2 separate regions of the Homo sapiens genome follow, and region 1 is linked to region 2. The links are chromatin loops, found by intact Hi-C in ENCODE. Cell type or tissue: endothelial cell of umbilical vein. All regions are shown on one strand. Each heading gives the region's core, and the rest is flanking DNA. Links, peaks and the distances in the headings are about the cores only.

Region 1 (14,703 bases), core at 8,273-10,772, 150 kb after region 2:
TGGAGGGCAGGAGACAGTGGTAGTTGCAGTGACACATGAGTTGGAAAGGTCACCAACTGCCAAATTATGGAGGGCCTTGAGTCCAGGGTAGGGAATGAAGGTTTATTTAATAAAGTACAGGAAGCTACTCAAGATCTTTGCATAAGAAAGTGAAGCAATCCCAGCTCAACAGGGTGTAGAGAATGATCAGGAGACTGACTATGCCCTAGGTGGTGTGTCCTGGGGTATAAAGTAGGGTGGTGGTAGAGGAGAGGCTTCTAGAGATGCTTTGCAGTTATAATGAAACTGCCTTGGAGTGTATGGCACAGTGATTGCTAGTGTAGGAGTAAGGAAGAAGTTAAAGACCAGTATTAAGATTTTATGCTTGGGAAAATAAGATAATCATGATGCCAATTCACATCAATAGGTTAAGAAGGAGGAATAGGTTTTTGAGTGAGATAATTGTGTGTTTAGTTTTGGACATGTTAAGATGGAGGGGTTGCTAGGATACATTGGGAGGAATGTCTGGAAGATAGTGAAAAACTCAGATTTGAAGTTTGGCAGAGAAGATTTGAAAGTGATTTTCAAAGAGGTAAAAATTAAAGACACAAAACTGCATGAAAATGAGGGTGAATGTGGCCTTGGATGGAAAGGGATGGACACCCCCATGTGATGGGAGTAGACAAAGGAGAGACTGGGAGAGGGGGAAACAGGGAGAGTGGGAGAGATATTGTAGAATGAGAACCAGAGAAATACAGCCACAACCCTGGCTGACACGCTCTTGCTCAAGCTTGGCAGCCCTGCCGTGATGATGATGCTGGTGATGATGATGTAAATGCTATCACTGATTGAGCAACTACTTATGTCTAGAGATTGTGCTAAGCTTCTATATGTATGACTTTGTTTTACTTTGACAACCTTGTATGGCAGAGTTGATTATTAGCCTCATATTACAGGTGAGAAAACTGAGACTCAGAGATGTCAAGTGACTTGACCAAGGAGATAAAACTATAAATGGTAGAGCTGGGCTTTGAATCCAGTTCTATCTGCTTGCAAATTTCATTTTATTAACCATTGCACTGTTCTGTCATACCACTGCACCTGAATCTGGAGAGATTTCTATTTTTAAGAATTTGAAAACAAAGATTATCAACTAAGGAAAAGAGACTAACTTCTAGAAACACATAGATGATAAAGTGGGCATCAGTGTGTGCTGAATTCATCCAGGTGTGAGATCAAATGATATATTTTTGGTGTGAAAATTCATTCTAAATGAAAAGACTATGCACTGTTCTCTTTCTCTTTCTTTCTCAGAGTTTCACTCTGTTGCCAGGCTAGAGTGCAGTGGCACAATCTTAGCTCACTGCAGCCTCAATCTCCTGGACCTTCCTTGGCCTCCCAAAGTGTTGGGATTACAGGCATGAGCCATGTGCCTGGCCAAACCTCCATTTCTGATTGTTCAGGGAGTGAGGGTGGCTGCGTACATTATTTGTCGACCTAGGATTTAGAAATATGGACAAGTGTGCATGACCCACAGTGAACGCTTCAGAGGATGAGAGGTGAGTCATTGAGTCCATGGGGAGCTGACGGGACTTTGTCTGGCTGTGTGAAAGCACTTTCTCTCAGCTAAAAAGGAAATTAAATGCTATCAGAAAATTGAGATAAAATTTAGATAAAAGTAACCCATAGAACCTGTGATGTAATAATGGCCTTGGGACAGTCAAATCTGGGGGGGCAGTTAAATGTCCAAATGTACTTTGGACTTTAAGGTGGTGCTAGTGGTAAGATTTGAATTTTTTAAATTAAGCTTTGGAGAAAAACACCATGGTCAACCTAAGAGGTAACTCTTGGCGGGGCGCCGTGGCTCACGCCTGTAATCCCAGCACTTTGGGAGGCCGAGGCGGGCGGATCATGAGGTCAGGAGATCAAGACCATCCTGGCTAACACGGTGAAACCCTGTCTCTACTAAAAATACAAAAAATTAGCCGGGTGTTGTGGCGGGCACCTGTAGTCCCACCTACTCTGGAGGCTGAGGGAGGAGAATGGCGTGAACCCAGGAGGCAGAGCTTGCAGTGAGCCGAGATTGTGCCACTGCACTCCAGCCTGGGCGACAGAGCGAGTCTCCGTCTCAGAAAAAAAAAAAAAAAAAAAAAAGAGGAAGAGGTAACTCTTGCAATAGGGGAATGAAGAAAGTCGCCAGATTGCACCTTGATGATTATATGTCTGTTTCTAAATGATATCATTTAAAAGAGGTAGTGATTATTGTATGGTGATTAGTTTACAGGGATCATTTATTTAAACAAATAGCAATAGTCTAATTGGTGGGAAAGAGATACTAATCAAAAACAACACAGTAAATGTGGCAAACGCACACACATACGCACACATGGTATCTTTGAGGAAATTCAACATACGGGACAGGACCATACAGCAAGCTACCGACACTGCACACATAATTGCAAAATCCTAAAAAGGTGCTAGACTCTCAGCCTCCCCACAAGGAAGACATGCCGGAAATTCAATTTTTCACCATGTGAATGAAAGCAGATAACAGAGGGAAAGCAGGAGCACTGGGGGAATAGCTATATCTAGTTGGTGTGACAGGGTTTACAGTTCCCATCAATGAAGATGCCAAAAGAGAGTGGTCTGAGGACAAAATAAAATTAGTTTAAAAAGTTATACTCTAATCCTTGATAAACAGGTATAAATTAAAAAAAGAGCACCACTGTGATGCACGGATAGGTTTTCTTTTATTTATTTATTTATTGAGACGGGGTTTCACCATGCTGCCCAGGCTGGTCTTGAACTCGAGCTCAAGTGATCCACCCACCTCTGCCTCCCAAATTGTTGGGATTACAGGCATGAGCCACTGCATCCAGCTGGGTTTCTTTTTTTATTTTACTTTGTTTTATTTTTTTTGAGACAGGGTCTCACTCTGTCACCCAGACTGGAGTGCAGTGGCATGATCTTGGCTCACTGCAACCTCTGCCTCCCGAGTTCAAACGATTCTCCTGTCTCAGCCTCCCGAGTAGCTGGGATTACAGGCACCCACCACCATACCTGGCTAATTTTTGTATTTTTAGTAAAGACGGAGTTTCACCATGTTGGCCGGGCTGGTCTCGAACTCCTAGCCTCAAATGATCCACCTGCCTCGGCCTCCCAAAGTTCTGGGATTATAGGTGTGAGCCACTGCGCCCGACCGGGTTTCTTTTTTTAACCCCCATATGGTCCCACTCTTGCTGTGTGGAGACTGGCCTGGAAGTTTAAACAAACCCTCAGGGTTCAAACACTTCCCAGTCTGAGCAGCAGTGATGTGAGCCACCTCCTCGTCTTGCTTCTCTGGCTCGCCACTGCAAAGCTGCACGTTGAAGATGGGAGAGGTGCAGGGAGGAGGAGTGTGGGTCCCTGAGTCATGTCTCAGCCAGTGTTCTCTGGTGCGGCCTTCCATCCCCATTCCCACTTCCGTGGGCGGGTAGGAAGAGGGTCTTAGAAACAGCGGTTCCAGTGGCTGTCTCTCCCTAGCCTCTGAGATCCCCCTATGACATGCATACCACAAATTCTGAACAAATTAAAAGGCTTAGGTGGCCAAATGCTCTTCTATTCCCAATAAGAAATAAACTCCGGGGATTTCTGGAATTTCCTTCTGGAGGTTTGTAATTTCCTCTAATGTTTTTCTTCTGGCAAGAGCCTCTCCTTAGTGTCTTTTCTGTGGGGATAGAAGAGCAGGTGTAGAGCTAAGCAGGTGTGTACACTTAGCTTCCCACGGGCATTCCCTGCCCTTACCTCTCTCCCAGAGAGCGTGCCTGAGAGCCCCCTCAAGGCCTTCTCAGAGGGATCGCCCCCCTGTCATATCCTCACAGGCTACTGCTACCCCTCCTGCAGTTACAATGACAACTACTAGATTGTGTGTTTATAGGTATTTCTCAATATTCTACAGGAAGCATGTACCTTTTTCAGTAAGAGACAGAAAAAAAGGCTTGAGCTAAAACTTTTAACACATTAAGTTGTCTTTACATTAAATCTCATTTCCTATAATTCTAGTAACTCCAAAGTTTTTGATAATTTGGAGGAAATTTACCAGCTGGTTTACCACTATTTTAACTTAAGAAAAAGATGTTCTCAAGAATTTGGCAATGCTGAGTGCACAAAAATATATGGAAGAGACAATATTATTTTTTAAAAAATTATTTTAAAATATTTTAAGAGCACTGAGGAGCTTTTAAGCTCTCCTTATGTATATATCATTGATGCATTTCTTATAAGCTATTCTTACCCATTCTTTAAAGCAGTTTGACCTAGGAGTCCTGCTAGGCCATAATAAGCCCAGTTTCAAGAAGTGTACCAGAAAGTTAAAACACACAAACAAACCTCAAATAAACAAATGCTCAGCTTTTCTTTGAACATCCCAGTTCTCTCACATATATTGTTCAGAGTTCTTGGACTCAATCGACAGAAATGGTGTCCTGCTGTCTTCGACAAAAGAGAATTGATTGGAAGGCCTGTTGGGACTTTGTGAGTCCAAAGGATCTGTTTGCAAAAGGGCCGGAACCATGGACCTTTATGGTGGGAAGAGGCCAGAGGCCCCGCAGGGCCCTCAGGAGCTGGCCAGTCAGCACCACCTTCTCGGCTGTTCTTTGGGGTCTGGCATCTTGCTTCAGAGCCAAGTCCAGTTCACACCCTCCTCGCCTCTCCTGTGCTGTGGGAGGATCCGAAATGGAGATTCTGTTCCCTTCAGCTTCCACAGCAAGAGCAAGGTGCTATTTCAAAGAGGGATCAGGCGCTGGGCAGTCAAGAACACAAACAACCCAACAAATGTCCTCTGTGCTTATGAGATTTCCATAAAGAAATTTTAAATCATTTTGTGGAGGTTGGGCTCGATGGCTCACACCTGTGATCCCAGAGCTTTGGGAGGCCAAGGAGGAAGATCACTTGAGTGCAGGAGTTTGAGACCAGCCTGGGCGACATAGCAAGACCTTGTCTCTAAAAAAATAAAAAAATTAGCCAGGTGTGGTGGCGCATGCCTATGGTTCCAGCTACTTGGGAGGCTGAGGGAGGCAGATTGCCTGAGCCCAGGAGGTTGAGGCTGCAGCAAGCCGAGATAGTGCCACTGCACTCCAGCCTGGGCGACAGTGAGACCCTATCTCTTAAAAAAAAAAAAATCAGCTTGTGGGGCAACCATTTATTAATTAAACTGCTTTATTGAGATATAATTCACACATCATAAAATTCACTCATCTAATTATGCAGTGTATTGAGTTTTAGTATATTCACAGAATGGTGCAACCACCACCACATTCTAATTTTAGGACAAACCATTTGTTTTCAAAATTGAAGATAAAGAATTCCATGTTATGCAACCTTGGCTAGATTTAGAAACACATCTGTTCTATGGGGTAGTAAGTCTCTGGCCATGAATTCCTCCTGCCTAACTCTATCCTTGAAGGCTCAAGAGGAGCAGGAGCTCAGGGTCTGTACGGCAGGTGTGGGTTCTTAGGGACGGCTCTGACTTGGTGTGGCAAGGCGGCCAGCAGGTCACTTCATGCCCTCTAGCTCCAAACGATCACATTCTGAAAGAAAGGAGAGAGCAGAGATTTCCCAGAGCTTTTTGCCTCTTTCATCAGCAGCAGACGGAAGTCCTGGTCTCCTCTCTTGTACCCTCCGTCTTGGCTTCACTTTTCCTCTTTAAAGGAGCCCAGAGAAACATTCTTTAATTGCTACCCAGACCCGCCTCTAGAGGGCAGACAATTCCCCAGCTGAGCGGGGACACAGACTGCATCTCAGAGCCGCCCCGCTGTTCCATCCGCAGGAACTCTTTTCTAGGATTTTCTGCTTTTGGGTCCCTCCTAGGTTTGCCGCAGCGCATCCCCGTGCTGGCCACCTTCTGGCGCGGTGGGGAGTGGAGGTGTTGTGGTTGTGGCTGTTTTCTTTCTGGAAAGAAATCTCTCAACCTACCCCTCCCGCAACCCCAACTCAGGTTTAGAATGTATCGAAAGGACCGCAAGAGAGTTCTAACCATTTTATTTCATACACGTTACCCTTCATAGTCCCTTTAAAAATTTCGATAAAATGCGCGTGCCATAAAATTTACCATTTAAACTATTTTTAAGCGTACAGTTCTGTGGCATTAAGTACGTTCACATTGTTCAACAATCGCTACCAGGTTTTTTTCATCTTTGCAAACTGAAACTATATGCCCACTAAACAATAACTCTCCATTTCCCCTCTCCCCAGCCACTGGCAACCAGCATTCTACTTCTGTCTCTATGAGTTTGACTACTCCAGGAACCTCATATAAGTGGAATCAGACAGCATTTGTCCTTTTGTGACTGGCTTATGTCACCCAGCAGTGTCTTCAAGATTCAACATATTGTAGCATGTGTCAGAATTCTTTCCCCCTTCCCCCTCCATCCTCCATCCTCCATCCTCCATCCTCCTCCTGCTCCTTCCTCTTCCTCTTCTTCTTCTTCTTCTTTCTTCTTCCTCTTCCTCTTCCTCTTCCTCTTCTTCTTCTTCTTCTTCTTCTTCTTCTTCTTCTTCTTCTTCTTCTTCTTCTTCTTCCTCTTCTTCTTCTTTCTTCTTCCTCTTTTCCTCTTTTTTTTGAGACAGGGTCTTGCCTTGTTGCCCAGGCTGGAGTGCACTCGTGTGATCATAGCTCATTGCAGACTAGAACGCTTGGGCTCAAAGGATCCTCTTGCCTCCCGAATAACCAGGGGTACAGGCATGCACCACCATGCGTAGCTAATTTTTGAATTTTTATTTTTGTAAAGAGAGGGACTCACTATGTTGCTCATGCTTGTCTGGAACTCTTGGCTTCAAGGGACCCTCCTGCCTCCACCTCCCAAAGTGCTGGGATTATGGGTGTGAGCCACTACACCTGGCTCAGATTTTCTTTCTTTTTAAAGTGGAATAATATTCCACTGTATGGCCATGCCACATTTTTTTCATCCATTCTTCTGTCAATGGGCACTTGGGCCGCTTCCACTTTTGGTTGTGAATAGTGTTGCCACGAATGTGGGTGTGCACATATCCCTTTGAGTCCATGTTCTCAACTCTTTTGGGTTTTCATGGTCATTTTTGCCCAATGGGAGAATAAGATGAATCTACCCTAAGGCAGGGCTTCCCCACTTTTTCGTGTCCTGGCTTACAAAGGAAATATCTGTTTGTCTCCCTGGGATTTGGAGCCTCAACAGGGTAGTGGAGGTAACTAGCCCAGCATCCTGCTGCCCCAGCTGCCCCCTCCCAGACATGCCTGGACACATGGGGTAGGGGAGCTCTCTGCTCTGGATAACGAGATTCTCCAGGTTTAGAGCCCATGTGTCAAGTGGTACGTGTGGTGCATGGAGTGTAGACGCTCTAGGTGTGGGTGATGGGATGAGGTGTACTAAAAAGGCTCTTGTTTCCCCTTGGCTCACACCCCTTCCTAGAGTACTTGGCCCTCTGTAGCCCTAGAATGAGACCCACTGGCTCTCATAGCCCCTGGCATAGCAGCTGCTTGGAACAGCTGCATAATGTTACTGAAGTGGAGCAATCAAATTATTGAAAATGCCAGCATTAAGTTAGGATGCCCAAGGCAGGCAGGCGGCTGTGGGGGCTGAGCTGGAAGACTGGGTAGATTTATGGACTGGGGCTGCCGCTCTAGGTGGCACTTAGAGACCAGTGTAAACTGAGCTGCGGATCCCGTTCAGAAGAAAAAGTGAGAAGGAAGCCACAGGCAGGGCTGAGCGGAGGGCAGGTGCCTTGAGGGAGAGGGAGAGGAACAGGGGAAAAGTGGAGGAGGGAGAGGCTGCCCCAGGACTTAGAGCTTCTGTGAGGCTTTGGGGATGCTTCTGCATTTCACTTTTGCAAAAGTCAATTCTATCGATATTACAGTCTCCTTCCCTTGAGACAGATGGGCTGGCTTACCCACCCTGAAGGTTCTTGGGGGCAAGTGCAATTGAGGAAAAGCCAGAATGTGGTGAGGACTGCTTCAGGACTGGTGCAGTGGGAAAGTAACAGAATGGCCATGGAGACAGCACTGAACGCTTCTTTTTCAAATATTTTATTAATCTGTTTGGCCAAACAGGTAATGGAAACTGAGAATAATAATTTGCTAAAAAGTTCAGGTCATGAATGCCCCTTTCCCCCAGGAAACAGAAGACTCCATGGTTACAGAATGCACCATTGGGTTATGACAACGTTTCAAAATAATGTTTCCATTTCATATGTAACAATGTAAACTTCAAAAATAGTAAACTCTAACCCCTGACCCTCTTTACAGATCTATCACAGATAGAATTTTCTGGCAGACCTAAATTGTGTAAGTAAACAGCCTGGTGCTTAAAAGTTTCATAAAAAGGTTTACAGATTTCAGTAAATAATTTTTCAGTCTTGGTCAGGAAGTAAAAGCAGCCAGCAATTCCCCTCCTGCACAATGTACCTTATATGGGTATTGTACACCGCGGGCCACGCTCTGTATACACTGGCCATCAGCTCTGTCATTTTTTTGTACACAGACATACACATATATAGAGAGTTTTATTTGTTTCTAAAGATTTTTACATCTAAATTATAAGACGGCGCCAGTGACGTATCACGTCACCTCGCTTCACATAGGTAAAGACGAAAATTCTGTAGAAGGCACTGTGATTTCTCTTGCATGATCTTACACAGACACGTGAGAGCAGGCCAGCCGGGGCTTGGACTTATCTTGTCCTTCCTGGTACCTGGCACAGACCTGTCCTCTGACAGTTTTTGATGTTCATCATCCATTTCTGCCTTGCCTCTTCACATCCCAGACATCCTTCCCTCCCTCCTTCCATCCCTCCATCCATCCATCCAAATAAATTGACAGTTATCTTTTGGTTCATTGAAATTCCTTAAAATTAAGAGTACAGCTCTGGTATAAAACAAAATATGACCTACCATAGCTGAAAAATAATCACAGTGTGCAATGTCATGTTCAGTTGCTAAGATTCAAAACACTTGCTAAGATTCAAAACACTTGCCCTGATGGCTGGCTTGTCAAGAACGTCAGCCATCCAAAACGATCTACGCAGGGAACTTTTAAACCCACTTTACATTCGTTGGAAAAGCACTGAGAGGTTCTTCTTTTCTCTTTTGTATTGAATTGGTACCCTTAAGTGGAAGGTCTGATGTGGAAAAGTGCAAGCAAATTGGACATGCCAATAAATACCATAGAACTTACCGCAGATGACCAAAACTGTACAGGTATGTACACCTTACCCAACTGAGGTTCCTCCCGGCAGGAATAGACCTCCCAGTCATTACCACCGAGTTCTAGAGGAGTGGTGTTAGCGGGCGAAGGAAGGGCGGGCTCTTCTGTTCTTGCTCTGAGGTCCTGAGCTCAGGTCGGCAGCGCCCTCTGCAGGCTCCTCCTTCTTCCTCACTTTGAGTCGGGTGAGCAGCTTGATCAACCAGACATCCCACTCCTCTGGCAGGAGCAGGAGGAGAAAACCCAGGCCGATGATGATGATGGCGATGACCCGGACCCCATTGAAGACGATCTGACTGGTGTAGTGATCAATCACTGTGGGAGACAGAGCATGGAGGTTTCTCAGCTGCAGGGTTGGGGGCATGTCCCTGGAGAGTGGGCAGGGCCTGGGGGCACCCTCCTCTGTCTGGCAGTGTTGTGGTCTTCCCTGGACCACAGGATTCTCCTCAGTATGATTTTGTTCCAGGTGGGCTGGGGTTACCTCTAGTAAACAACCCTTAACTTTATCAAACCTCTCTGGTATGAAGCCTTGCACTTGTATGTCACCTCCCAAAACTGACTTGGTAGTTCAAACATTGATTTATGTGATTAAAACAAGTGAATGAAGGGCAGTTGAGGAGATGAGAGATAGATAGTACACACACACACACACACACACACACACACACACACGCATTTGACCCTTGAACAACATGGGTTTGAACTGTACGGATCCACTTACATGTGGATTTTCTTCCACCTCTGCCACACCAAGACAGCAAGACCAACCCCTCCTCTTCCTTCTCCTCCTCAGCCTACTCAATGTGAAGATGACAGTGAAGATGAAGACCTTTATGTGGCCCACTTCCACTTAACAAGTAGCAAATATATTTTCTCTTTCTTACGATTTTCTTAATAACATTTTCTTTTCTTTAACTTTATTGTAAGAGTACAATACATAACACAAATAACACATACAACATATGTGAATCAACTGTTTTTCATCAGTAAGGCTTCTGGTCAACAGTACCCCATTAGTAGTTAAGTTTTTGGGGAACTGAAAGTTGTATGTGGATTTTCAACTATTCAGGGGTTTGTGCCCCCATTCTCTACATTGTTCAAGGGTCAACTGTATTTTTTTTTTTTTTTTGAGACAGGGTCTCACTCTGTCACACAAGCTGGAGTGCAGTGGTGCCATCAGGGCTCACTGCAACCTCCACCTCCCGGGCTCAAGCGATTCTCCCATCCAGCCTCCTGAGTAGCTGGCACTATAGGTGCCACCACGCCTGGCTAATTTTTGTTATTATTATTATTATTATTATTTTTGTAGAGATGGGGTTTTGTCATGTTGCTCAGGCTGGTCTAGAACTCCTGGGCTCAAGCGATCCTCCCACCTTGGCCTCCCAAAGTGCTGGGATTACAGGCGTGAGCTCCCGTGCCTGGCCTGTATTTTAATTTTTAATATTGGTAAAACACCCTGTTAATTCACTAGATAAGGAGAGCCAACCAGCCAGTCCCTTGAGCAGATGTCGGGGAGAACCCAAAAGCCAGGCAATGGCTCTGCCTTGACAAGTGAGATACGCGGCAGGGTCCCCGGCTTCTCTCTTCCAATCAAGAGTGGCCTGGGATTCCTTTTCTGGACTCATCATTAAACCTTTTATGTTGCAGGTAAGTAATGAAAAATGATTTTAATGAATCTCTCAAACACCTGGCCATATTATACGCTGAAAGGAAGTTTCTATAGAAGACAACTGGAGCACGCCTTCTGGAGACAGGAACACGGTATGACCACAAACTAAAGATGCAAAGAATGTAGGGGGAGGACGGTGACAAGTGATTTTTCAGAAGCCTGCAGCATCTGGACCATTTTTCTTTTTTACCAGCTGTCCAGGAGCTCAGGTGCTTTCTGCATTTTGAAATGCTGTCTCATCGGTTATTTCATCTGGTTGTCACATCAACCGAAGTAGCAAGGGTAGGTATGACTTTTCATTTGCAGGGGAGGCAAGCTAAGGCTCAGAGAGCAGATATGTTGGGACCACAGATCTCCAGGTGGGTTGTGGTGGTGCTGGGCCTGAGCCCTGTCTCCTGACACCTCCCCCAGGCCTGGTACACTGCCGCCGCTGTGAGGCAGTCCTTCTGGGGGAGTCTGGGCCATGGTGGGGCAGAGAGGTCGAGCGCCTTTGGAATGGGAGCGGTGGGAAACCAAGTCATGAGGAAAGGCTTGGGAAATTGGGGTGCCTGCAGGCATAGTCACCACCACATTGAACAGGATAAGGGTTTGCCATTCCTTTGGGGTGGGGGGGGGGCAATCTTTTAATGGCCTGGAAGTGGCAGGATTTGGGAGATGGCTTTGGAGGAAGCTGTGCCAGGGACAAAGGAGTGAGTGTTCTGGGGAGGACAGATTCACAGCCCTTTTCTGGCTGAGAGAAGGATGCCTAGGGAGGTCAGGTATGAGGCCAGGAGGTTCTGGGAAGAAAATCCAAAATTCCTATCCGTGCGAGCCAGGAAAAGGAAGGCAGTGAGGGGCAGGTGAAGACAAGCTTCTGAAAGAGCTGTCAACTGTGTGCCTTGGCAACGAGTCCCCAGGGGAAAACAAAGGGCAGTCCCGAGTTCCTGGGCAAAGGGCGTTCTCTCCCTGTCTTCCCGGAGGTCAGGGAAAATGCCGTTCACGCTTCTTCAGCTTGTCAGCATGTTTCTACCTCATGCCTTGAGCAAATTTTCTCCCCCAGAAAGTTACCTGCAAAAGTGACATTTTTTTTCTGCTACATCATTTCCTACATTTGTTAATAATGCTGATGAGATTCATTCTGCTCCCCATACCAGTTAGAATCAAGATGCCTTTAGACTTTCTGTGTCTTGAAGTGGTATGTGAAAATCAGCCCATTATGGAGAAAATATTGCATATATAACTAATAGCAACATTTCACCTAAATGCTTTTTTTTTGGCAGACAGTTAAACACGCATTCTATAGCAGGCAGAGCAATAATATATGTGAGTATGTATGTGAGAGTATGTGTGTGTGTGTGTATGCATGAGTGTGTGTATGTGAGTGTATGTGTGAGTGTGTATGTATGCATGAGTGTGTGTATGTGTGTGTGAGTAGGTGACTGAGTGTGTGTGCTTATGTGCAGATATAGAAAGCCGCATAGGTTTACCTGCATTCACAGGTATGCTGAGGACGATTCCAAGAGACATCAGAGTGGGATATGTAACGGCAATTCCAAAATTTAATACAATATTGAATGCTGAAATAAAGAATGTAAACAACGAGTGTTATTCATGACTGCTGTGTACTTTACCTCCCTGCTGGCCTATCTGACCCAGGTTTTCCTGATGAGGCTGGAGTCATAGGAGTTACAATGACCCTCTGCTCTGATTCAGTGAACTCAGAGTTCCTCTGGGGGCTCCAGGACTTGGGACCAGGAGCAGACACTCTGAGTACTCAGCCCCTCTGTTCCCTGAGTTTTGAAGAAGGGAAATAAGTTTGGAAATGGTAACCACTGAGAAGGTGACTGGGACCATCTTACCAATTTTGCTTTTCTCTGCTGCTGGCAATGCTTCTGGGATAACTGCATGAACAGGAGCTCTGGGAATTGTTTTTTGTTTTTTTGTTTTGTTTTGTTTTGTTTTGTTTTGAGGCACAGTCTTGCACTATCACCCAGGCTGGAGTGTGGTGCACAGTGGTGCAATCATAGCTCACTGCAGCCTCAATCCCTCTGCTCAAGTGATCCTCCCACTTCAGCCTCCTGAGTAGCTGGGACTGCAGGTGCACACCACTGCACCTGGCTAATTTTTAAATGTTTATGGAGATGAGGTCTCATCATGTTTCCCAGGCTGGTCTCGAACTCCTGGGCTCAAGCGATCCTCCCATCTTGGCCTCCCAAAGTGCTGGGATTACAGGCATGAGCCACTGTACCTGGCTGGGATATGTGTTTTTAGATGGAAACTGGGTAAGTCATGTCCTTGGTTGCATTCCTGCCTAGCTCTAGACTTATATCAAGTAATGGAGACAATGATGATGATATTAATAATAATGATAATCTATAGTATTTATTGAATATTGACACTTATCAGGCAATGTTCTAAGACCTCTGCAGGTATTAATTTATCAGCTCCTTGCTGTACTGTGCTTAGTAGGTAACATGCAACACCCTGGGGTATTAGTTCATTATTCAGAGCAGCAGTGACCACTGCGACTACTGCACTGATTCTGGCTCTGGAATTCAAATCCAATGTCATCATTTCAAAGACTACTTTGTGAAACAGAAAGATCTTAAAAACCAGTGAGAACTAAAGAATAGCAAAGAGCACTGTTTTCTGCCTTCAGGGAACATGTTTCCTGAGGGTCCTCTGTGGGTGGTTGCTTTCTGGGAATTCTGGACAGGTGATTAGCACTTACTCAATAAAAGAACTGAAAATCCACAAAGGTTTCCCCATGGAATGTCATCAAAAGAGCTCCAGTATTCCACTTTGGTAAAGTAGAGGATAATAGGAATGCAGGTGATGAAGAGGATGTTAAACACACCCAAGATGGACAAAAATAAGGCGGCTTCTCCAAACTTAGCACTGCCCAGGAGGAGCTTGAACAAAACCTGTAGGAGAAAGCAGAGGAGGACGGGGTGAAGGCTCACCTCAGACCCCAATATGATGTAAGCAAAGCAGAGTTCACTCCACAACGCTGGGTTTGCACTGCAGGATGGAAACCAGATTCCAGGTGAATTCCATGGGGTTTGGCCTGTGTTCATTTGCTCACATATTCAAATCCCAGGAACATGGCAGTGGAGGGTTGCTCTTTAGCTATACAGAAAGCTTCTTTGGAAGTCATGGGTTTTCATACTAGGTTTGATTTGTCTGTGTTGTGTTCCTGACACTACATCACTAAAAAACATCTGCCATGATTACGCATCCTCTCAGAGACCCCTGGAAGGGATCCTGGACCCTGTATAAGCAGGTTGAACACCACTGCTCCCAAGAAACAGTGCTCTGGCTGCAAAGATACGTTCTGTAAATCAAGGGTGGAGGGATTTTGCTCATCTCTGCTCCATCCCACCATGTCCATTCCAGAAATGGCATGGGTTTTAGTGGAATGCACCAAACTTTTATTTTCTTGCACCTGTTCTTTTTTTGCACATCATTTCAGGGGCTTGGAAGGCTGGGAGGAGAGGGTGAATGTGATGGGAGTGGCCAGAAGCTGAACTGAGAGATGCAGATGGCCCCAGGGCAGCTCCTGCGCTGAGTGAGCTGTGGTCCAATTTGAGTCTCTGCATTGTTGTCTCTCTTACTTTTCCTGCTTTCTCCTTGGTTCAGCCATTTCCCAACTCATTCATGTATTTCCTGAAAAATGCAGGAAGTAGGAAGGCTTTCAGGAAGTAGTAAATGGCTTTCAGCCTCTCACCTAGGAGTCCCCATGGACAAGTTGCAGGTGGTAGAGGAGTTGGAGACTGGAATCTGAATCAGAATATTGTGTTCATTGTGGATTGTGTTTCTCCCTGTTTTTTGCTTCTCATTAGTCCACAGCTATTTGAGTCTAGCA
Region 2 (11,232 bases), core at 1-2,500:
CTGTTTTCTGTTCTTTTTTTAGATATTGAACTTCCTGGACTTTCTTGAAAGCATCTTTTCTCTCCTAAGGATTTTCTATGATTTTGGATTGAGTTTTTTTTTTTAAATGTCCCCTTTGTGTGTGTGTGTGTGTGTGTGTGTGTGTGTGTGTGTGTGTGTTTTAGAGACAAATCCTCGCTCTTGCCCAGGCTAGGGTGCAGTGGCGTGATTATAGCTCACTATAACTTCAAAATACTGGGCTCAAGTGATCCTCTCATCTCAGCCTCCAGAGAAGCTGGGACGATAGGTGTGCACCACCATGCCCTGATAATTTTTTAAATTTCCTTGTAGAGACAGGGTCTTGCTATGTTGTACCAGGCTGGTCTCAAGCTCCTGGCCTCAAGCAATCCTCCTGCCTCAGCCTCCCAAAGTGTTGGGATTACAGGCATGAGCCACCAAGCCTGGTCAGAATGTCCCCTTTTTAATAATATCCTGTTCTTATAATACTACTATCTTCTTAAGATATTGCTGAAAACTCTTTTAAAAGTTTTCTTCTACCTGTGTAATTTTGTTTTCTCCAATTTCCTCCTCCCACTCCATTTGTTTTGGTCTTGATCTTTAGTGTAGAGGTTTCCCCAACTGTCTGATGATTCTTAGATCCCTATTTATGTTTAAGGATAAGAAATCAAAATTGGGTTTAAAGCTCTAAGCCCATGAGTGGTGCTGTTGACTGAACTTCACCATAAGGTGATTTGGCCAAGCCATTTCATTAAGGAATCTCTGATATATTTTCAGATCTTTCCTCCTGGGCTGGCCAGATTCTGCAGAGAACATCTTCCAGTTGTCTGATGCATAGTGAGGGCCTGGCCAGCATTCTAGGACCTGAGGGGGCAGGTAGAGAGGAGTCGCAGCACCCAGGGTGCACACATGTTCGCTGAATCCCCTTTGTCAGTAGGACTAATGTCTGCTGTGTCCTGTGCCTCCCAATTCAGAGACGCACTATTTTACCTTCTCCAGAAAAGCAGTTCTAGTCTTTTCCTGTTCAGGACATAGGAAAGTGGCCTGGGGATGTGACTGTTTCTTAAACACTGAACACATCCTCTTTGGTTTAGCCTCACTTTTCACTCCACTTACCAGAGTAACTTTTGCAGCCACTTCCTTTGGTTCCGGGGGATTTTGCAGCATAAATCAAATTGTTTCCTGGCTTTCCCTTTGTCAACTTAAAATTCTCATGACTTGAGTCAACTTGGTTTTCATCTGATTTTCAGATTCTGTATTTTATTGCTGTTGTCTGCCCCCAGTGTTCTCCATTCTTTTGGGGTTTTGCCCTTGAAAAATCCTTTACTGTTATAGTGAGATTCTTAGGGAGAGAAAGTAGAGTTTATATGTGCAAATCTGCCATTTTTACCCAGAACTCCAAAACAGTAATCTTAGTGCAAAAAAAAATCTCCCTCTGAGATTCCCAAGCCCCCTATCCAGGCTCTGATACAGGGGCACCTCCATTATTAGAGAATCCATTTGGTAATAGTGGCATTATTTTAAGAACTGCTGTCATTGAGAAACTTATGAAATTTGCAAAAGGAAGAACTAATTTTCTTTTTTAAACCATATCAGGCCCAAGTCTGTTTTGGTGGTCTGAGAGGAAAAAAGATGAGCTTCTAAAGTTTTGGGAAAATTATATTTTAATTATGGAGACTTTAGAAGGAAATCAGGTAAGTGTTTTTCTATTTTAGCAAATCCTACAGTAGATAACAATTTTTCTTTTTTAAAAACATTCATTAAAAGCGATACAAAGAGACTAACTCAGATATAGCTGGTGATGATAGAATCCAAGTATACTTTGTTGTCTGGCATAAATGCAACTTAGAGTGTAAGTTGTTTCAGGAAGTTAAAGAATACTTTCAGTTGACAAATTATTCAAAAATTTGATCTTCCCTTGCCATTCTAAAACTTTAACGTTTATCAGTATCAGTATCACCCAAATGGCTTATTATAAAGTATAAATTGCCATGCCCTGTCCTCAGACTTTCTGGTTCAGTAGGTCGGGGTGGGGCCTGGGACTTTTGAGTTTTTTTTTTTTTTTTTTTTTTTTTTTTGGAGACAGAGTCTTGCTCTCTCGCCCAGGCTGGGGTTCAGTGGCACGATCTCAGCTCACTGCAACATCCGCCTCCTGGGTTCAAGTGATTCTCCTGCCTCAGCCTCCCAAGTAGCTGGGACTACAGCCACGACACTGGCTAATTTTTGTATTTTTAGTAGAGATGGGGTTCCACCATGTTGGCCAGGCTGGTCTTGCACTCCTGACCTCAAGTAATCCACCCGCCTTGGCCTCCCAAAGTGCTGGGATTACAGGCGTGAGCCACCGCACCCGTCCAGGACTTTTGAGTTTTTTACAAGTTCCCAGGTGATATGTATGCTGCTGTTCTGGGAACTACACTTTGAGAACCATGGTTTCCATTCTGCAAGTTGGGGACCACAGAGGTGCCAGCCATCTGTGGAGTCATTGTGAGGTGTCAATCCAAATGTGCACCAAACCTTGTTTGTGGACTTAAATAATTACTTATATGTGCTAAATATATATAGATGCAAGGATGAGGAGTAAAGAAAAAGCATTTCTAAATTCAAATTAACTTTTATGGTTTTCTTTAATCAGTAGATCCATAAAACCCCCATTATTTATTTAGAAACCCAAATTTATCCATATTTTGAAGGATATGTAAATTAATCTCAAGCAAACGTGTCAGCAACTTTGGCTATGTGGTATTAAGAACATGGAACTCCGAACTGGCCGTTCTAAGCGTGTGCAGCCATGAACAACTTGAGTGACTAGAGAAAACATTTCAGTGTCTTTTTTCTCTTTGTAATATCTTAGTATTGGCAGTCCTACCTGCCTGCCAGGACAGTTGAGGATTCTATGACATGATTTATGATAATCACTGTATAAATGGTAGACTTTAATGTAGCTGTAATGTGGTTATATTCATTAGCTTTGCCATACTCAGTCTTACATACCTGAATCATACTATTGTTTGAAAAACTGGATAAATCAGGCTCTTTCTACATATGTTTTGTAGAAACAGAAGAGCTACTGTGAAATAAAGAGATGAAAATTGCCTGACATTTTTCAAGATGCATTTTCATTTCATATGATTTTTTTGCTCTTATTTTTAGATACATGTTATAAAGCCAGTTTTACCAAAGCTAAACAATCTGTTTGAATATGCGGTGTCAGAGGAAAATGGTAACGATTACTTTTATTTTATTTTTTAATAACATTTATGGTTTTCCCCTGATTTTGTAACTAATTCCTGTTCATTGTAGAGAATTTTGAAAAACTATAAAAGTGTACAGAAGAAAATATAATCATCTTGTAATGCTGCCACCAAGAGATAACAGTTGTTACCATTCCAGATACACACCTTCTGGATCATGTTGTTCATGTTTATCTCACTTAGCATAATAACTATATGCATCTACTCATATCCTTAAATCGTCTTTAAGAGCACAATTTTGGGCCAGGCGTGGTGGCTTATGCCTGTAATCCCAGCACTTTGGGAGGCAGAGGTGGGCGGATCACCTGAGGTCAGGAGTTCAAGACCAGCCTGGCCAACATAGTGAAACTCCGTCTCTACTAAAAATACAAAAATTAGCCAGGCATGGTGGTGTGTGCCTGTAGTCCCAGCTACTCGAGAGGCTGAGGCAAGAGAATCACTCGAATCCAGGAGGCGGAGGTTGCAGTGAGCCAAGATCACACTGCTGCACTCCAGGCTGGTGACAGAGCAAGACTCCGTCTCAAAAAAAAAAAAAAGAACACAATTTAAAATAGCCACAGAATTTTCTACAATTAAGAGATAAGGTTAATTTTTTAAACCGTTGATGATGGAGAATTTCAAACATTTATAGAATGAGAAGAGTGTGTGTGACGCACCTACCACCCTCTTTAATAACGATCGTCTCACGGCCAGCCTTGCTTAGTGTATCCTATGTAGCCTTCCCTGTTCCCTTCTTGCTAAATGGTTTTGAAGCACATCCCTAGATATCCTATCATTTTATCTGTGAATATTTCAGCACATTTCTTTAAAAGATAAGGACTCGTCGATAGGGTTTCAATGATGACATAGTCTGTGGTTTTAATAATTGCTCTTTTTTTTTGTTTTTGAGATGTGGAGTCTTGCAATCTGTTGCCCAGGCTGGAGTGCAGTGGGATGATCTCGGCTCACTGCAACCTCTGCTTCCCGGGTTCAGGCAATTTTTTTGCCTCGGCCTCCCAAGCAGCTGAGATTACAGGCATGCGCCACCACACCTGGCTAATTTTTGTATTTTTAGTAGAGACGGGGTTTTGCCACGTTGGCCAGGCTGGTCTCAAACTCCTAACCTCAGGTGATCCACCTGCCTCAGCCTCCCAAAGTGCTGGGATTACAGGTGTGAGCCACCGTGCCTGGCCAATAATCACTCTTTGGTATGAATATATCTTTTTAACTGGTTTCCATTCTTATTCTCTTAGTATATCTTTTCCAGTGTTTCTTAAGTTTTCAGTTATTGTTCTGTATCTTGTACTTCTTAGGAAGAGAAAATTCCGGGATATAATTTCAAATGTGTTTATAAGCCCTTGATCACTATATTATGAGAGCTTTTTAGGAGATACACAATGAAGCTGGAGCTTCCTAAATGTATTTTATAAAATTAAGTTTAATGAAATAGCTAAATGCAGCCCAATAGTGTTTTGGCCTGTGTTCATATGAATGATAAAATGCCACATTATTGTGTTTACACATGAGAATTAACCTAGGTAAATGGTTTTTAGTGCCTACTCTAGATAATTACAGTTTAATAGTTTGACCCCTTAGGAATTGAGCTTTATTCAGCTGATTGCTGTAGTTGTTTTCTGATACACTGGGATTTTTCACAGACCATAAGCATCTGTAGTTGCACCTGGGGCTAGAATTTAATTGAATCTTGTTGTGACTTCACTTATTCATTTACCATTAAAATGATGCTCTTATTACCACATTTTGCCCACAGCTCTTGAGAAACCAAATCAAATAGCAGTGACTGATTTTGAAAAATTACCATTGCCAAAGAGTTGAACAAGCATCTTGGTGTAAATTACAAATAATGGATTAATTTATTTATAGAATGTCATGAGTTAAAAATGCTGAGTATTTTTCTCTAATAGAAGTAAAAGATATTTCAAAAGAGTTAGAAAAATATCTCTAAGATATTTATTTATTCCATGGTTTTGATTTGCTCACTCATTTATATATTTACTGAATAAATATTTACTTAGTGTCCAGTACATGCTATTAGGTTGGTGCGAAAGTCGTTGCGGTTTTTGCCTTTTTTTTTTTTTTAAAAAAAAAAAAAAAAAGGCAAAAACCGCAACGACTTTCGCACCAACCTAGTAATTATTGGGGGTAAAATGGTGAGAGAGATGTGGTATTTTTCACCTGACTTTTGTGTTTTCCATGAAAAAATAGTTTTGATTGTAAGATATATGAGGGGAACAGACAAGGGGCTGATGAAATGGACTCAAGGGTGAGTGGGGTAGTCAGGGAAGGCCTGTCTTATGATGACATCTAAGCTAAGAGTCCAGGCTGAGAAGGCACCACCTGGGACACAAGCCCTGAGATGGGAGCAGCTGTAGGAGGCAGAACAGAAGGACCAGCAGGGCTGCAGCAGAGTTGGTGTGTGGAGTGGGGGATGAGGTTGGAGTGGCAGTCAAGGTCAGTTCATGCCTTGTTTGGACTTTATTCTAAGAACAATGAGGAGATGTTGAAGGATTTTAAGCAGAGGCGTGACAATTTCATATTTCTGTGTGAAAAATGGATTGAAGTGGGATAAGAGAAGAATTGGTTGAAACTATTCCAAATCTGAAGTTCCAACCTGCATGCATGGGGTAATATTTAATTTTTGTACACTGTAGCAGTTACAGCATTCGTTTACAGTCTTTCTTATTTTTTCAAGACAGAGTCTCACTCTGTTGCCCAAGCTGGAGTGCAGTGGCGGGGCCTGGGCTCACTCTAACCTCCGCCTCCCAAGTTCAAGGGTTCAAGCGATTCTCGTGTCTCAGTCCCTCCCCCACCAGTAGCTGGGATTACAGGCATACACCACCATGCCTGGCTGATTTCTGTGTTTTTTAGTAGAGATGGAGTTTTGCCATGTTGGCCAGGCTGGTCTCAAACTCCTGGCCTCATGTGATCCATCTGCCTCGGCCTCCCAAAGTGCTTGGATTACAGGCATGAGCCACCATGCCTGGCCCATTTACAGTCTTTCAAAATTAAGCTGCCTGAATACGGAATACTGAATACCAAAATTTTTTTGGTTGACATACTCAGATGTGACTAAAAACAGTCTGGGTGCGGTGGCTCATACCTGTAATCCCAGTGCTTTGGCAGGCCGAGGATGGAGGATCACTTGAACTCAGGAGTTTGAGACCAACCTAGGCAACATTCTGAGACCATGTTTCTAAAAAATATTTTAAAAATTGTCTAGGCGTGGTTTGCATACCTGTAGTCCTGCTAGGAAACTACTCAGGAAGCTGAGGCAGGAGGATCGCTTGAGCCCTGGAGTTTGAGGCTGCAGTGAGCTAGAATTTTGCAATTGCACTGCAGTCTGGGTGACACAGTGAGAACCTGTCTCTCAAAAAACAGTAACAAAAACTTCTTGTAGTGTTATAATGAAGTTATTGTGTGTGTTTGTACATTATTTATGAGTATGTAGTCTTGATGGTGAAATGAAGACAGAATCAGATGTCAACATTTGATGTTTGTTTCCACAGGATGTTGGCTCTTTCACCCATCCTGGCATATGTGTATTTATAAAAGAATGTTTGAAAGTGAAAACAAAATCCTGTCCAAAGAAGGTGTTATCCATTTTTTGGAGCTGTATGAAACAAAGATTCTTCCATTTTCACCAGAATTTTCTGAGGTAATGACACCCTGTCCCCTTCCTTGCTCCCATTGTTGAAAGGCGAGAGGTAAAAATACACTAGGATTCTGTATCAGCAAGTAACATTTTGGAGATTTGCATCCAACAAATCATATTTCTCTAAACCCAGCTTTCCTATTTGGAAAAAGCTTATGTTGTTTCTCAACAAGCCCAACGGTAGAACTGCCTGTATTATTACCATTGTGAAAAAGTAGTTGTATATTATCGATATTCAGAACAGCGTTAAGTCAAGAATCGTAAGCATAAGTCAAGTTTTCACTATATGAAAACTGGTATAGAAGCTATCAGGTGATGCTGTTGTCACCGTTCTGAGCCACTGATGACTGTTATTTGTTTAGTGATGCTACTGCCTCAATTCTGACTCAATGAATTGCTGTTGTCTACTATATGAAATAGGGATTGCCTTCTAAGCAATATTTATTAGAATCTGTACTTCCATTTGTCAGGAACTACGTGAGGCAGAGACAGTGGGAGTTATAGCTGTGATTTTAAGTTTTATATTATGGTGTCATGTGAGTCCCATGATGACTTCCTTAGGTAGAGTAATCTACCTCTCATTTAGAGGTGACCTAAGTCAATTTTTTTCTTCTTTTTCTTTCAATAGCTGTTTTTTTTTCGAGATGGTGTCTCATGCCTGTCACCCAGGCTGGAGTGCAGTGGCATGATCTCGGCTCAGTGCAACCTCCGCTTCCCAGGTTCAAGTGATCCCCCTGCCTCAGCCTCCTGAGTAGCTGGGATTACAGGTGGGTGCCACCACACCTGGCTAATTTTTGTATTTTTAGTGGAGATGGGGTTCCACCATCTTGGCTGGGCTGGTCTCGAACTCCTGGCCTCAAGTGATCCACCTGCCTTGGCCTCCCAAAGTGCTGGGATTACAGGTGTGAACCACTGTGCCTGGCTTCTTCTTCTTCTTTTTTAAAAGAATGATTGAATATATTTCTCAGATAGTGATATAATTTTTTTGTTTTTGAGACAGAGTCTCACTCTGTTGCCGAGGCTGGAGTGCAGTATCGTGATCTCAGCTCACTGCAACCTCTGCCTCCCAGATTTAAGGGATTCTTATGCCTCAGCCTCCCAAGTAGCTGGGACTACAGGTGCACGCCACCATGCCTGGCTCAGTTTTGTAATTTTAGTAGAGACAGGGTTTTGCCATGTTGGCCAGGCTGGTCTCAAAATCCTGGCCTCAAGGGATCTGCCCACCTCAGCCTCCCAAAGTGCTGGGATTATAGGTGGGAGCCACTGCACCAGCCTAAGTCAGTTTTTTCTAATTATTTTAATATATGCTGTGGTATATTGATATGCATCATGTTTCTACATTCTATTATTTCTGCACTTCATGTAAGCTTGCTTTTCTGACCAGTATCTAATAGTAATTTTTGAGTATAATTTTTTTCCTCTTTATCCTCTAGGCATAGGGGCTTAAATTTTCTCTTGAGTATCTTTTTGGTTTTCCTGTCATTACCTTTATTTTCTAGCATATGTTTCTTCTTTGGCTTCCTTCCTTCTTTCTTGACCCAACACATGAACTCTCTTTTTAGTATGGCATAAATTTTAATCAGGTGGGAAAATTCTGTACTTACTTTGTTTTTCTGGTAGAATTAAGCTTCCCCTCCAGGACCAGCACTAAATTTAGCCTGCAGCGTAAGAGATCAGCTTTGCTTATAGCAGGTCTTCTGTAAGCCTGTGTAGGATGTTCAATCAGGGAAACTGACTTCAAAATTGTATTTACAACTAAGTTTCAATTACGTGTCTTTTTTTTTTTTTTTTTTTAGTTTATTATTGGACCATTAATGGATGCGCTTTCAGAGAGCTCTCTGTATAGCAGGTAAAGAGACATTATGTTATGAAGTATTTGATACATACATTTCATGTTAAGAGACATGACCAGATTGTTTCATGCATTTGGCACATACAGTATGTTGCTGAATAGACAGTTGAGTTTTTCTTATCATGTGGTCCTTTTTCTATCTGTTATTCTTCTTGCATTCTGATTTGCATCAAGTGTTTCTCCTTTGTTTTTTCTTGTTTCCTTTTTCTGCCTTGAGCTGCTCTATTCTTGGGCTGTTGGAAACTATGTCTTCTACAGCACACTTTCTTCTCCCTACTGCTGCTTCCTGCTCTCTTGGAAGTTGTAATGATTTTGACTAACCAACACTTTAAACTTATTTTCCTTTTTCTTTTAACTTAGTTTTACACTTACAGAAAAGTCTTGAGAATAATCCAAAGAATTCTCATTTCCCTTTCACCCATATTCCCTGAATGTTAAGGTTTTACTGCATTTGCTTGATCGTTGCCTCTCCCTGTGTGCGCATCTTTCTTAGCTTTGTCTACTGACCAGACTTACTCATTTATATCTGTTTGAGTGCCTGTCTGTCCGCCATCCATCCATCCATCCATCCATCCATCCATCCGTTCATCCATCCATCCATATTAAGAACCGTGAATTCACACCAGGACGTCCAGTTTTAGTTCAGTACTGCAAGGTTCATTCTAACCTTTTCCTTTCCGTATCTGACAGTGGCTGCTGTTATTCATCCTGTCTCTACTTATAGGCCACAGTTAAAGTTTTGAAAAGGTTGACAGTGAGAAGTTTGTCAGGATTGTACCTTAGCCTCATTTTTTTGAGCATCATTTATGACTCTTGAATTCTGTCTTCAAAAATTTCCCTTGCTCTTGAAATTGTGTTATCTTTCTAATATTAACTAAATTTATAGTTGTGTCTTGCTGTTCAGTATGCCCTCTAAACAGAACTACCTCCCCCCACCAGCCAATTTCTTGAAACATTTTTAATTAGTCTCTGCCACGTTATATTAATATTTAGTCCTGTTTAATAATATTGAAAGAGCATAGCAACACTTGATTTGCCAATTATTTTTAGTTTTCAAATAACTCATTACTACTGAATAGTTTTCTGAAGCAATTAGACAGCTGGAGAGCAGTAAAACCAATGAAAAGATCTTGGTGTTTTCTAAGAGTTGACAAACACATTTATTATGAAATGCCTTCAGTTTTCTAGCACTCTAATGTGTTCAATTAGCAGATAATGTTCCTGGAAGAAGCATATAGCAGAAAAAATGTGACTTTAGTAGATGTTAACAATTAAATACTCTTGCAAAAGTAATTTATTACTAATATATGTCTTTGCTATGAATGTTACTTCTTTTGTTTTAGACCTAAAAATTTAAAGTCATTGGATTACATGTTGGGAACAATAAAATATAATTTAAAATTATCATTTCAGCCTCTTATTTTTTATGATACTGTTTAGCAAGATTCATATATGTGGAAGGGAAAGTCACAAAAAGGAAATCCTTAGTAAAGTAGGTTATTAACTCATGTCCATTTTCCTACAAGTTCCTGATGTTTCTGTAATCAGAAAAATTCTCAGAATTTTACTGAAAAATGAAATGCAGGTTCAGAAAAATAAAACTGTCTGATTGTTTTATTGTTGAAAGACTTTTGGGCCATGGTCCATTTAGGCTAGTTTTAGTGTAATCACTTGTAAATAAATGTTAAATATTTGTTTTCCCCACTCTCTGTTTGTAGGTCCCCAGGCCAGCCAATAGGAAGCTGTTCTCCATTGGGACTGAAATTACAGAAGTTTTTAGTCACTTATATTTCTCTTCTTCCAGAAGAAATAAAGAGTATGTGTCAGTAAAGGGTTTTTTTAAAAATGCTTTAGCTTACAGTTTCTTTTTTTTTTAGCAAATTGGTTATAAGCACCATCAACTATTATAATAAATATTTTCAAAATGGTTTCCTTTTCCAGGATATGCATATTTTCTCAGAATTATACAGTATCTTTTTTGAGTACACACTTTAGTCATTGTGTATGACATACTACCAGTATTGGCATGAGTAGCATGGAGGTAATTTTAGAAGGTGTGCTGCAGTTTAGCCATCGTTTCTAATTGTCTACTATTCAGTTTCAAGAATTGGTAAAATATATTTGAGAAATACGGAACTTGGTTTTAGGAAAAAGTTGTAAACAGAATACTCATTGTGGCAAGTTGTCCCTTTATAGATATTAACTTAGAAAGATAAGAAAGAAAAAATAAGCCAGGTGCAATGGCTCCCGCCTGGAATCCCAGCACTTTGGGAGGCCGAGGCAGACAGATCACCTGAGGTCAGGAGTTCGAGACCAACCTGGCCAACACAGCGAAACTCTGTCTCCACTAAAAATACAAAAATTATCCGGGCATGATGGTGTGTACCTGTAGTCCCAGCTACTTGGGAGGCTGAGGCAGGAGAATCACTTGAACCCAAGAGGCAGTGGTTGCAGTGAGCCAAGATTGTGCCACTATACTC

Evidence for each region. A loop is a pair of places that touch in the nucleus more often than their neighbours do. Peaks named below come from ENCODE experiments on the same cell type or tissue, not always from the same donor. Only the 100,000 strongest peaks of a DNase experiment are listed, where the experiment ranks them.
Region 1: a loop joins it to region 2, with 10 times the contacts of the local background. A loop is called at or near these places in 9 of 110 quality-filtered maps.

The regions. Positions count from the first base shown.
Region 1 is chr1:234,317,810-234,332,512 of GRCh38, reverse strand. It overlaps SLC35F3 (solute carrier family 35 member F3), which reads right to left. Exons shown (of 8, transcript NM_173508.4): 6 at 13,570-13,762; 7 at 12,326-12,415; 8 at 8,002-9,505. The coding sequence ends at 9,270. Among named protein-coding and RNA genes, the nearest start is that of MIR4671, 19 kb to the right of the region's middle. RefSeq lists an enhancer at 5,762-5,931. In endothelial cell of umbilical vein, for the core only: a CTCF peak has its summit at 9,322 (motif pointing left); no DNase peak of the experiment used is centred there; H3K27me3 peaks cover 547 bases.
Region 2 is chr1:234,463,173-234,474,404 of GRCh38, reverse strand. TARBP1 (tRNA guanosine 2 -O-methyltransferase TARBP1) reads left to right here. Exons shown (of 30, transcript NM_005646.4): 2 at 1,594-1,691; 3 at 3,148-3,217; 4 at 6,755-6,903; 5 at 8,697-8,749; 6 at 10,471-10,568. Among named protein-coding and RNA genes, the nearest start is that of TARBP1, 10 kb to the left of the region's middle. In endothelial cell of umbilical vein, for the core only: no CTCF peak of the experiment used is centred there; a DNase peak (open chromatin) is centred at 1,144.